2 separate regions of the Homo sapiens genome follow, and region 2 is linked to region 1. A link is a contact called in ENCODE Hi-C or POLR2A ChIA-PET data. All regions are on one chromosome and are shown on one strand. The core of a region is the stretch at or near the end of the contact, and the rest is flanking DNA. Distances in the headings are between cores, read along the strand shown.

Region 1 (6,689 bases), core at 555-3,054:
CTGAGGCTCTGCTGTAAAATAGCCAGTGAATGAGGATTTTTTAAAGGTGATGAGTTGGCCAGTGATGAGGGAGGGCGAAGAGTGGCCGGTGGGGTGGGGTGGGGGGACACAGAAAGCATACATGTCTTGACTCAGTGTGGTTGATGGCCAGAACCCATTTTCAATCCTATGAAATCAGAGGTAGATTTACCAGACATTCTTGCTTCATAAAGTAGGCATGCTCTGTGCTCTTTGCCTCTGGATTTGAGTGGAATCCAGGCGGGTGTGTAGGAATCTTTGGTAACCCATTAGAACATAATCTATTCATGTTTTTCTCCCTCCTAGCCCATTTAGGAGAAGAAAACCTTGGTTTATTTCTCTCTCAAGTGAGGAAGATAAAGAACAAAACAAATAAAACTAAACACACATCTGAATTCCAGTCACTAAAATGATGACTTGGAGTTTTGCAAACAGAACAAGTCTTTGCATGGACTTGAGATCTTGGCCATGGAATCAAGACTGAGGGGTAAGCTTTGTTTCCCCAGTCAACTCACATATACGTAGAGCAGCATTTCTCAACTCAGCTTTTTTATACCAGTACTCTACTAGCAAAGAAGTTATAGTCAAGTTATATTTTCAAAGTCTGCATTATGACAGCAATGCATTTCATTTTCTAAATATAACACTAGATTATAATATTGATTGTACTTTTTCAAAATACTCTTCATCCCCCACCCCACTCCTATATTGTCCCTTTCTATTCCTCACCCTCTGATTTGAGGATCACTGAACAACATCATTCAGCTGTCCTACTTATGGTGCTATGAATCTAGAGCCAATTCTGGCCAAGGGTCTCAGGGTATTCTCCAAAGGAAGTTCAACAACAATCTTTGCATGCAATATGAATTAAAGTAGGAGAATTTTTGTTTTGTTTTGAGACGGAGTCTTGCTCTGTTGCCAGACTGGAATAAAGTGGCATGATCTCGGCTCACTGCAACCTCCGCCTCCCAGGTTCAAGTGATTCTCCTGCCTCAGCCTCCCGAGTAGCTGGGACTACAGGCACGTGCCACCGTGCCTGGCTAATTTTTGTATTTTTAGTAGAGATGGGGTTTCATCATGTTGGCTAGGAGGGCCTCGATCTCTTGACCTTGTGATCCACCCGCCTCGGCCTCCCAAAGTGCTGGGATTACAGGCATGAGGCACTACACCTGGCTGGAAGAAGCTAATTTTTGTCTGGTGTCCAGTGGTCAGAGAAATAGACAATTGGCAAATGAGAAGACAATGTCCAAAAAGGAAATTTTTTTCCAAGTCAAGAAATAAGCTAAAGCCTAGAATTCATCTTTGAGATTCCTCAGTGCCTAATATAGTGCTGGATGTATAAGTGGCTATCAGTAAATATGTTTAGACCAACAATTCAAATTCCCTGTGTGGACATACTTGATGGATCACCCTGTGGCTATGGTAGGAGATGTTGGATGAGGCAGCAGCAGCACAGAGGAAGGAGGAATAAAACCAGCCTTGGTTTCAAATGTCATCTCCGCCTCTTATTACGTGACCTTGGAAAAATTACTTAAATCTTCTTTGTCTCAATTGTGTCACTGTAAAAGAGGAATTAGAATACCTCACAACTTTATTATTTATAAAAATTAGAAATAGTGTAAGCAAAGTGCTTGGCGCATACACAACTCTCATTGAGTGGTGGCTGCTACTATTATTGGAAATAAAAGAACAAGAATATTAACTTAAGAAGATTTTACTAGGGAAAAGCTTCTTTAAGCAAACTCTCTTCCAAATCCGTGAAGCAGGGTCTGGCTTTGCCCCAAGTTTTTGAAACACGTAGCCTTGGTGTGAACTCTGTACCCAGTCCTTTTCTGTAATCCCTGTAGACCCCAAGTTCTGCTGACCCCAAAGTGCCTTAGTCATAGGGGAATTAATAGGACATTTGGCCAAAACCTCCAAATGGAGATCTTCCAAGGACAGAACATTCTGGAACCCATAGTGTTTTATATATTCTTCTCACAGTGGCTGGGGTCAAAACAAAGCCAGAAGGAAAACTGTGTTAGGAGACCCAGATCCAGACCCAAAGAAAGAAAGTTAAGAAGTTTTCGAATTTGCTTGTTGTAAATGATATATCTTGGCACCTAATTTAGCTTTCTCTTGGCAAACTGGCTGGTTTATTAGTAGTGAAGTTAATTTGAAAAATGAAATAACTTCCAACAAGTTAAAAAGTAATGCTTTAAAAATTTCACTGTATTAATTTTAACATTGGCTTTTCATGTTATTACGTTAATTTTATATGTGATGGTTCAAGTGAAAGGAGTTGTTCTATTTTAAATATGACATTCTATTTGTGAATACAATTCTGGAAATATTGGGAGAAACGTAATTGGTAAAAGTATTTTCTATTAAATTCTCTGGGGGTGGTGGTGGAATGTTTTCTTAAATTATTTTGGTTAGAGGGCAAACACTGTCTTTTAATGATCTTTGAATCAGCAGAACTTATTTAGCATAGAGACTGACATACAAAAGTTAATAAATAGATGCAAGAAAAACTAAAACACAGCATGAAGTGGTGGGGAGAACACTCCACACAAACCCAGAAGTCTTTCCCTTTGGCCTCAGCTCTATCACTAATATGCTGTGTGATGGAGACAATCACTTAACCTTTCTGCAGCAGACTCTTTCTTTATGCTGCAAGGCAGAGGAGTGAAATAATAGTGGTCTTAAAGAGTTGCTCTGCTTGCCTCATGTATTAGTCCATTTTCATGCTGCTGATAAAGACATACCCGAGACTGGGCAATTTACAAATGAAAGAGGTTTAATGGTCTCACGGTTCCACGTGGCTGGGGAGACCTCACAATCATGGCAAAAGGTGAAAGGCACGTCTCACATGGCAACAGACAAGAGAAGAGAGCTTGTGCAGGGAAACTCCCCTTTATAAAACCATCAGATCTCGTGAGACTTATTCACTGTCAGGAGAATAGCACAGGGAAGATTTGCTGCCATGATTCAATTACTTCCTACCAGGTCCCTCCCACAACACATGGGAATTGTGGGAGCTACAATTCAAGATGACATTTGGGTGGGGACACAGCCAAACCATATCACCTCACAAGAACAGCATAGGGTGCAAATGAGACAATGAATGTGCTTTGTACACCAGAATATATGACATAAATCATGACAAAAAATATAGAACTCTTTGCAGTTTTTTAATTTCTTAATCAAGATGCCTTCGGAGAAGTCAATCAAGTTGGGAACAGCTAATATTCTCACCTAGGCCATGCTGTATCATGACATAAATAATTGTAATAACATTGATAATGACTTATTTATTGAGCAATTATTATTATAAGCCAGATCCTGTGGTAGACAGATTACATTCTTTTCATCTTTAAAACAACCCTGTAAGTCAGGCATTGTTATTATTATCTTTATTTTAGAGATGGGAAAACAGAAGCTCAAGTCATATCCATCACTTTGTCTGTCTGACTCCAAAAGTCATCCTCTTGCCACTATGCCATATTGCCCCTCATAAAAAGTTTTAACAGGCTCTGAGCACCACTGTGATACAGGTTTCTTTACCTAGCAGATTTCATTGAATCCTCACCACAACAAATGAGGTAGAGTATTATTATTGTCCCCATTCTACAGTTGACAAAACTGAGGCACAGAGGGCCTAGGCAATGGGCTCTGTCTGATCCCAAGTGTGGCTGTTTTTCCTACACAATGTTAGAGTTTACAATACTTCTTTTTGTGATAGTGTAGAAACAGTGGGGCAAGAACTTAGGCATAATGTGTCCTATATTCCTCCCTAGCAGGTGACATTTTTATTTGTAGAAAGAAGTTAAGGAATAGCAATATTGAGTTCCAGTGGGAGCCTTTCTGCAAGGCAGAGGAGGGCCTAAAGCTAATCTCAGTGGACTTTGTGAAGGATACTAGCCCTCCGACTTTTGATTTGTCTTTCTGTTTTAGAGAAATGAATGAGTTATGAATCTTACTCCCCAAGTAGCTGCACAGAGTTCAAACCTAGACTTTTGTGCAGCAGGAAGGCAAGCACCGGACCTATGTCCAACCAATCACAAGCTCCCAGGGAGCCATCCCTTTGGAAGAGAGGGAGCGTGGGAACAAACAGGCCTGATGTCTGTCTTTTATTTTTACTATAATGGAGTCTGGTGTTCTGTGGAAGCAGCAGCAGAAGTGGCATAGAGCTGATGGAAGGAGGGGTGGCAGGCCCTGCTATAGAGATTTAAGGCAGACCTTGCCATTGACTGCTTGGCAGTGGTGAGGATTTTCTTATCCTGGTCTTGGACACTGCTACTGGAAGCCTAACGTTGATCTATGAATCACCTAAAATCTGTGAGCTATCTATACCTCTTGATTAAAATAGCCAGAGGTTTCTGTTTCTTGCAAATAAAACCCATGCCTGATTCAGTAGTCATGCAGTTCAGTCAATAGGAAGTCTCATCCACCTCCAGAGACTCTGGCCTCCAAGTGTGCACTGATCAGGGCATTGGATCAGTCTTCTCCACTGTCCTGGGCACCATAATAAGAAAATCCAAGTTCTCTATTCCCCAGAGTGCTCCTGGCATCCCTGGTGTACTGGCTTCTGAGAGCCAATAGTTAAATTTTTAGGAATTTTATGAGTCCATTGATATTTCTGGTACAGCAGTTCCCTCATCTCCATGATTTCACTTTCCTTGGTTTCAGTTACCTGGGGTTCAAAAATACAAAATGAAAAATTCTAGAAATAAACAATTCATAAGTTTAAAATTGCCTGCTGTTCCACGTAGCATGATGAAATCTGTGCCAGCCTTCTCCACCCAGACTTTGATGTGAGTCATCCCTTTGTCCAGTGTATCTGCATTGTAGATGCTCCTTGTCCATTAGTCACTTAGTGGCCTTTGCGGTTATCAAATCAAAAAGACACAGTAGAATCATGGGCCACATAACGAAGTTTCAGTCAACAATGGAACACATATAGGACAGTGGTCCCATAAGGTTATAATACTGTATTTTTACTGTATCTTTTCTATGTTTAGATACACAAACACTGTATCTTTTCTATGTTTAGATACACAAACACTTACCATTGTGTTACAGTTGCCTGCAGTATTCAGTACAGTAAAATACTATACAGATTTGTAGCCTAGGAACAATATTCTGTACCATAGAGCCCAGGTGTGTAGTAGGCTCTGCCATCTAGGTTTGTGTAAGTACACTCTATGATGTTTGCACAATGACAAAATCACCAAAAATTTATTTCTCGGAACTTATCCCTGTCCAGAAGCAACATATGACCGTATACATAGGGTTTGGTACTATCTGCAGATTCAGACATCCACTAGAGGTCTTGGATTGTATCCCCTTTGGATAAGGGGGGACTAATGAAGCTTAAAATCAGCTATGGTTGGAGTATTCACATCCTAGAAATGGGCAAATTCTACACATCAGGCCTCCCACACCTCCCAGTCCATTGTTAATTTACCAGCACATTACTGTCCTGATATCTTATAATTTTGAGCTTTTTGCTACAGACTTTTAATGAAATGTTCTGCTAAGCCTCATTCAATATTGATAACATTTGCTAAGATTTTTACTATGAATTAATCTCAAATAAAAAAATATAATTTGTAAGAACCTTGCTAGTGTTATTTGCTAATCCCTTCAACTGTTGAGACCCCTTCAACTGTTCTCCTATCTGATCCAGAAGAAATGTCACTTTCTCTGGGCCTTAACTGACCCCTCCATCCAGAATCAATTACTCCATCTTCTGAGCCATCCCCAGTACTAGGTGCATCAATGCACTTGCCTCATTATTGTTCTTAGAAAAACATTTACAGAATGCTTATACACATTAGGCTCTATTCTAGTGCTTTAGATATAGTAAGCAATTACTGAAACCTCATAACCATCCAATGAGGTAGGTACATTTGTATGTTGCTGAATTGGGCCATAGTTCCTCAGTTTCTATTTAGAAAATAAGGTCTCAGTTTCAGCTGATTTTAGTGCTAAAGTTTTAGAGCTGGGGCTGTGATTTAGGGAGGAGTGGGGACAACAAAGAACAGAGAGGGAAAGCCATTTGATAACAAAGAGATCCTCACTTCAAGGATAACCAGTTCCTCTCTACTACAGGAGATATCTTCTGGAACATTAAGGTGTGAAGAGGGGAGACTAAGATAAGACTTAAAAAGAGTAGGCTGCACTCATTAGGAATACTGTATTTGCTGGGCTGTATCAGCAGCAGAGGCTTCTGAAGAAATGGGCTCTCTCAGTTCGGGCCTTTGAACCCTACTCATCATCCATAATCCTACTCAAATGTCACTGTCTCTGGGAAGCCTTCTCTTTCTCCCTAGGCCTCACCTACTTAGCAGATTATCAAGGGCATTGTAGAATCCATCAAAGCATCTGAGGCTATTGTTGATACAGCCAGAACTCAGTCATCACTTGCTGAACACTTGAGTTTAGGCCAAGAATGAGAGAGATCTTGGAGAATCTTCCTGGGGTGGTTCTTCAAAGAAACTGCAATCTTTGCCTGCATAATCACCTCACTTCTCCACCTGGTTATGGCCATGGGAACATGACCACCATGTGCTACTAGAAAAACTTGCATCCATCTCCTATCACATCTTTTTTTCCGCAGAAGATTACTGAGATTGTGAAGTATGAAATCATGCTTCACCCACCACCACTCCAGTGATGGATGTGCC
Region 2 (7,349 bases), core at 3,182-5,681, 110 kb after region 1:
AATCTGAGGCCCAGGTCCAGGAGACATCTAAATGGGTCAGCTAAGCTTTTCCCTGGCCTACAAAGCCTCTTCCAATGGTGCACCACACCACAGTGTATTTATCCCACATTTGGAGCATGTCAGAGACAACAGACCAGAAAGCCTTATGATGCTCTGCTGATATTTCTTCTCGTTCCAAGTAGCCATTCCTACTTGGTCTGGGAAGAGATAAAGTTGCTGGTCCACAGATAAAAATCAGCAGGTACACTAGCAAACTGCTGGTGGGTCACCTAACCTGCTCTGGACCTTTTTCCTTCCTTCTTTACTCCACCCCAGGACGCTTTTCCATCTCTCTTGTCTCTTCTCCCTCTATCTCGTCATATCCAATTTATGTGCCATCCCCCACAACCCGGTGCACAGTAGGTACTGTATGCATTTGATAAACTATTTAGATTGACCTCACTTGTTCTGACAAAAAACGCTGGTGGTTCTCTAAGCCGTCAATCAGAAAGTCAGATTTTATAACAAGTTGTGGAAGAGGGAAAGCCTTTATTTTCATTTTTAGGTGTCCAATCCCTTACCCCCATACAACTCCCACACAGACAAGTACACTGTGCAGTTTTCATGAACTCAGATCATGGCCAGACCTCACGAGGTGGGTGGGCAGAGGCTGTGGCCAGAGGGGCTAGGGGCTTCGATTTTCTTCCTCATCTTTACCTGCCCAAGTCTATAACTTTCTTTAGGACTCTGCAGTACTATCCTCTGCTGCAGAAAACATTCTCTGTGTGACTCCTGGAGATCCGGTTAAGTTTCTCTCATGGGTGCTAATCACCCTGTCCTTGGTCCTGTGAACATCAATCAGCCAGCACTGTCATTTCCCTTACTGGACTGGAGGTACCTTGAGCAGGGCTGAAGCTTATTCACATTCTATACACAGCTCCTATCACACTACCGGGCACATAGTAGGTGCCCAATTAATTGACTACCTTAGTGAATGTATGGCTATTTAATACATGTATTGTAGAGATAACTTTCTAAGTCTGTACTCTATAGGACATAGAGGCCTGGGCTCTGGATAAACACTGCTGAGTTGCACAAGTTGGTGATATTAAGGTTTTCAATTAAGGCAATAGTCATGGGAGCAGAAGGGAATGGGCTCTGACACCAGAACTCAGGCTTTTGGGCCTTGAACACTCACTCAAAGCCCTTAGGCTGAAGTGAATTTTTCTGGAGCTTGCTAAGATAAAAGCAGTGTTTAAGGGAACATTTGGGCATGTCTCAGGGCAGTGAACTTGAGCAATTTCAAAAACACTGGGTCTACTTTGTAGAGCGGGTTGTGGATGTGATTTACCCACTGTATTTCAGAGCCTCGGTCACTGTCCAGGCAAGAGTCTCAGGGGTCTGTCTCTGGGGTAGGAGTTAAGCTCTCACAATGCTCACAAAGTTGCTTCATAAGTCTTTGGTTTTAACATGACAGTGACCACCTGTCCTACCCAATCCCTGAGGGAAACATTAGAAGCAGCAGCACATTGACATTCAGGCTGGAAGATGCAGTGTGCCAAAGATTAAATGGAAAGACTTTTCCTGGGTTATTCTTATTGCATCCAGGGGTGGCAACTGGGGACAGGGGTGCCAGATGGACACAGAGGCTGCTGGGGTGGGTGTGGGATTATTTGTTTCTATAGAAACATTTCTATAGGACGTCTGTAGGGCCTTTGGAAGGTGGCACTGGTCTTGCCCTGAGAACCATGTGGTGCCCTTTCACAATGTTCCCAATGCCTTTTTATTACCAAAGGAGTTTTCTAGTAGCTGCCCTGTCTCTGGCCTGGAATTTACTGAGATTCTGTGAAAATGGAGTCTTCTGAATTCCAAGCCAGGTTTCTGCCTTTCCAGGAAGACAGGGTCTTAGTATCCACACACTGTGAAGAACGAGAAGCTTGGCCCCAGAGCCCTTGGCATTTTCCTGCCCCCCTCCCTCCCCTCCTCCTGGCCTGGGTTTGTCCCCCTGGGGCGTGGACCTCAGCCAGTTGTCAACTAATCCTTGCTAAGGTGTTAGGTGGCAAAGGCTCAAGGGTTATTAATCTTTGTAGGAGCTTTCCACATTAAACAAAGTTTTGTTATTAAATCAAAGGGCATTAAAAATTCACCACCATAGCATAAAAACAATTTCTTTGTGTCCTCTATAAATCCTTACCTTTAAAAGTGAGTTTAGTTATGATCATAATATATATGCAATATGTGGGACTTTTTCATAAAGAAGAACATTTTGCACATCTTCACATTTTTTAATGTCCCATTCTCACTCTCATAGTAGTTTGAAGGCAGCTTTTGCAGCATCTGTCCATTTCTTGATTTCTCCCCAGCATATCCAGCTGCCCTCCCTCTCTTCCTGCCTCCTGGCAATGAAGCGAGCCCCCAGGGCCATGGTGTAACTGTGACCCTGCCTCTACCTATGACTAACTCCTGCCACACTGAATAAACAGGAGTAGCACTAGATGCAAGATGAGTCAGAGTCTTTCTCCCCAAACTATGAAATTAAGGCCAGGAAAAGGACTTGTGTTGGTTTCTTTTTGGGTAGCTGAACCTGCAACATGTCAGCTTAGGAGTGGAGAAGTGGGTTTTCTCCAACAATGCTGTGGACCTAACAAGAGAAGAAGCTGAGAGAGGAGAATGAAGCAGATGTGCAGAGAAGGGCAGAGGTGACAGAACTTCCCTGAGGCCCAGGTATATTCCTGCTCTTGATTTCTGTGAGACACACCTGTATTTTTTGCTTAAGCCAGCTTTGTTTCATTTTTGTCACTTGCAAGCAAGAGTCCAAACTAATTATAAGAATAATAATATTAATGACATGGAACATTTGTGATGTATCAGATATTTACACACCGGGTATTTAATACCTTCAATCACCTAACGAGCTAACATAGAGATCCAGTAACCTTCTCAAGATAGTACCTCTTAATGAATTGTGGACTGGGATTTGAACCCTGATCTTGTCTGATTTTACAGTCTATGGTCTTAACTATTCCCTATGTGGACTCTCAAGGTAAGTGTGTCATCACAGAAGTGGGATGAATAGAGGGAAGAAACATCATGCCTTCCGAGAATAAATATAAAACACTCTCATTTCAGATGCCAGAAATAAGACATTTTGAGGCACAAGCCTCTTCCTGCTTAACCCCCGTCAAGTGACCCCATATAGACAGTACTGTTTTCCTTGTGTCTTGGCTTATGGATGTCCTTGCCTGGTGTTTGGTACCTCGGATGGGCCTACCCTTTCTCCAACAGCAAGGAAGACCTGTGTTGAGTCAGTTCTCTGCATACAAACATGTCTGCATGATCCAGCCGTGGTTTATTCATGATACATTTGTAAGAATTCTCCTCTTGCCATCAACTGTGCTCCTGGAACCACCTTTCATTGCTTCTAGTTGGTATATTCTTAAACATTTCAAACTAGTGGCAGTCACTCATGCATTTATTCACTATCTTTAACATGTTAGTTGACCACAGTCTATGGGCCTGTCTTAATCCCGGGAATACAGGACAAATCAAACAGCATGTCTGCCTCCTTAGAGATCACAGAGGCATTTGAAGACATTCCCTAATAACACCACACATTAACATCAGAGTAGAGGCACACACAGGCTGCCTTGGGAGCAAGGGAGGAGGAGTAGGGGTAGAGGGGTGATATGGGGTGTGTAAACTAACTCTATCTGTGGAAAAGGCTTAATGAACAACTAGACGTTGGAGGCTGTGAGCATTTGTACTAACCCAATCAACCTAAGTAAAGCAAATGCACAAGTTTTCGTCTGCTGTGATATTACGATAAATCATTTATCAGGAACAAAGGCTGAATTGCAGGGCTATGTCTCTCCATGTCTGTCTTCAAGGGCACCATGATTTTGGGAATTGATAGAATTGGTTACAAACCTTCATGTGTACTAAGAATTCCTAGCCAATCATCCAGGGATTTGCTTCAGCAGAGAGTTTTTGCGTGGAAGGACTGGTCTCACAGTTTCCCCCTAGGGCAGCACATCTCTTCAGAAATGCCAACCCAGTGGAGGGAAAGCAGCCCTGTGAGGATTCTCACATGCCCCTGGACATCTTCAAAGGTGGCAAACAGGAATCAAGAATTACGCAGAACTCATCTTCCTCTAGGATGGGTACACTGGAGCACAGTTGTAGCTGGAGTAGAAAGGCAGCTCAGGGAGGAGAATAAGTTTCAGGGAATTCAGACAAAACCAGCCCGTGGGGAATATTTTTAAATTCCAGGCAAATGATTGGATAGGAATACAATAAGCGTTCCTAGTGTAAAGGCTTTCCCTTCTCGATATTGATCTTGTGGCAACTCAGAAAGCTATTTGCAAGGAAATGGTCACTCTTTCCCTTTACATAACATTCATAAATGTGCAGCCAAATTCAATGTGTCATAGATGAAATTACCAACCCGCGTACCACCCGCCTGTCTCATGTGAGCTCGGTTTACGGTTCCAGTGTTCTCCAGCGAGCATCACAAATCCACATAATGTTCCGAGTGCTAAATTTGGAGCTCTGATGTAGCTGACAGATGTTTAAAATCACATTTAGTCGGACAACTCCCTGAGGAGGACACAGCTGCAGATGTGAAAGAGAGCAAGTTATTCCAGTTAAGGTCGGCGGGAACTCGGCCTGAAAACCTTCCGTCTCCATCCGCCTTCTTCAGACAGGAGGATATGGGCGAAGGAACTTTTTCATGCGGGGTCCGCCCACCTTCGGCCAAACCCTCCCTCACAAACCTCCATTTGAATTGTTGCCAAGATAAACATGGAGGCTGTATCTTGGGCAGAGTGTAGGGTGCTACACTTAGCCTTAATTGAGTACGAAAGAGGCTGCTTGCTTTTTAAAAACAGGCACAAAGCCACATTTTGGAGCCTGCTTTGCCCCTCTGGTGGCATCTTAGTCCCGAAAATGAATATGATTCTGGAATTTTGCTCTTCATGATCAGTTATTCAAACGTCAACCATTCTGGATGGGTTGAAGGGCCATTCACCCTCCCTCACTCCTCTGACATCTCGAATAGTTCCTCCTTCGTTTTTTAAAAACAACAAAATTAAAATTATCCTAAAATCTTTGCAAGATCACATATTTTAGGCTTGTTTCAAGACTCAGACTAAAATGGATTTGTTTAAAAAAATGGTCTGTGTATTTGATGTGGGAGACTAGTGACCTTTGGTGTGTTGTGCCAAAAAAAAAAAAATGTTTGATGTCTAAAATTTCCCTACTGAGCTTGTATTGTTTCTGGTCTCTTTCTGTGATTTTTCCATCCTCCATCATTCCCCACGTTCAAAATCAGTTCTTTATTTACTCAACGGAGGTTTTGACATAGTTATGAGCTCATCCTGATGGCAGCCTCAAATCAATGCAAATCACATTACGATGTCAAAATTGATGTGATGTGAGTGTAAGTTAAATGATTGTAAAACAATTTTAGGACAGAGACCAAGAGAGACTCTTACCATGTCAGGAGAATGGTAGGAAGGGATTAATGGGAGAACTCTGCCAGATTCATATCAGGACAATATAGCGTGCACACTATATTGGCTTTACTCCCAATTTAAAGTTCTTATAAAGGCATCCTTAGAGACCACAAAATACCCTCAGAGGAGGTTGATGGGCAGCTGGCTAGGGTGATAGAGTGGGTTTGGCTCACAATGTTTTAGGCACTGAGATGAGCAGATAGTATGTTAAGTGAATGACAACTGGGAACAAACCAAACTCAGTCAGTGCCGATGAATCCCTAGAGCCTAGTTTCTAAATGGTCAGGCTGGGAGACCTATAGCTAGGAAAGGAGATTCAGTAATGGGGTAAACAGGGGAAGAGAAATAGACTCTAGGGCCAGTGAGAAAATCTCAGGTGGATTCCTGTGCTAAAAGTAAAAAATCACACTTCCTAACTCCTTGGACTTCAGGACTCAGTCTACGATATTATCTTCAATTCATGGACTTTCACAGTCTGGAGTGGAACATTATACACCAATCCATGACTATAAATGACTTTGGGAGGGTGGAATTGGAAGAAGAAAGGGGAAGCGCATTAACATTAGAAGCAAATCTGTACTGTGTGGTTTGTTGTAATGCTTTTTCCTTTACTTAAAAAAAAATCCATTGAAATTAATTGAATGACATGTGCATAAACACACACCCTTTCCCCCACAAGAAATTTTACTGGATAAAGTTCAGGAAACTCTATAATTGACTAGCAAGTCCTTTGACCTCTGTGGGTGCCAGTTTCCTCGTCTCTGAGAAATCACAGTATTTCTGGGAGAATAAAATGCAATAGATAAGGATAGAGTTTTGAGAAGCTGAAAGGGGGGTTAGAGGGCAAAATGTTACTGCAATTATACAGGGCATAAAGGGTACTTTATAAATATTGTGACTGACGGTGACATTGGTGCAAATTCCTGTAAGAGATTCTTTTAGTCATATATTTCTCAAGGACTTTGGGCACTAAAGATAAATGTTCAGAATTATGTATTCTGGATCCTATTAAATAAAATCTAATTTGACTTGTGGACAGAGAAGTCTTTGGAGTCCGTTTTGAACCCTAACTCCACAACTCACTTGCTCTGATACATGTGGGCAGATTAGTTAATTTCTCTTAGCTTTAGTTTTCCAAGACTATAAAAAGAGGATTAATATTACCTTCCCCCTAGGACTGTTGTGGGAAATATGTGAGACAATGCATATAAACTGTCTAATCATGGCTGCTCCCATCACTGGGAGATCTCCATGCAAAGTGCAATCATTATTTGATGGTAACAAACATTCCTTCTTCTCTTTTACCAACAGAGAAACTGAAATAATGAGAAAAGTAATAAGTTGCAGCCACAGGATGAGATAAGGCAGTAGTTGGGAATAAACCCCAGGCCTAAAAGCTGCCATCAGGTCATAGTAGGAACTGTTTGATTATTTTCTGCAGAGGAACTCTTACCTTAGGAGTTTTAGGAACTACATCCACTCTTCTGATGTCTGGGTATTGGAAAAGACAGGGTCATTCCTTCACCAGAGACCTAGGGTGCTCTGCTGCTGTGATTGTGAAAATGTGGGGCAACAAAGTGCAGTCTTTAATGCTCTGTTACTGGCGAGCTCAAATCCCTGAAGCTAAAGAGCATTCCGGATGCCCTGGATTTCCCTCACATTCACTTTGTGTGGAGACTTAAATCATTCTGTAATTCTAAATACTGTGGGAACAGTAGCAAATGCTATCACACACTGGTTACTTTCTACTTATCATTATTTAAATGATCACCAACAAAGACACTGGTTTAGAAAAGCACACAGGAGTTGGCTAAGACCAGTTGGTTGGGAATCATGTCTGCCGGTCTCAACTTATGT

What was found. Hi-C counts contacts between places; a loop is a spot of excess contacts on that map. ChIA-PET counts read pairs that join two places held with the same protein, here RNA polymerase II (POLR2A). Pooled maps may share reads with other maps.
Region 2: a loop to region 1 is called in a map of heart right ventricle, with 8 times the contacts of the local background. The contact joins two enhancer-like sites. A Hi-C loop is called at or near these places in 9 of 168 maps with a recorded cell type or tissue (PC-9, cardiac septum, heart left ventricle and 4 more) and 8 of 50 pooled maps. POLR2A ChIA-PET finds 5 or more read pairs at or near these places in 2 of 52 experiments (MCF 10A and WTC11).

The regions. Positions count from the first base shown.
Region 1 is chr10:88,145,732-88,152,420 of GRCh38, forward strand. The region is part of intron 1 of LOC101929727 (a long non-coding RNA gene); the gene reads left to right. Among named protein-coding and RNA genes, the nearest start is that of PTEN, 290 kb to the left of the region's middle. Within about 2 kb of position 1,805, at least 7 of the 41 ENCODE cell types and tissues checked have a DNase peak (open chromatin) inside an H3K27ac peak, as active enhancers do; they include psoas muscle, where a contact is called at or near this core.
Region 2 is chr10:88,251,845-88,259,193 of GRCh38, forward strand. The region is part of intron 1 of LOC101929727 (a long non-coding RNA gene); the gene reads left to right. It also overlaps a transcript of RNLS not described here and the pseudogene VN1R55P. Among named protein-coding and RNA genes, the nearest start is that of RNLS, 330 kb to the right of the region's middle. Within about 2 kb of position 4,432, at least 9 of the 41 ENCODE cell types and tissues checked have a DNase peak (open chromatin) inside an H3K27ac peak, as active enhancers do; they include psoas muscle, where a contact is called at or near this core.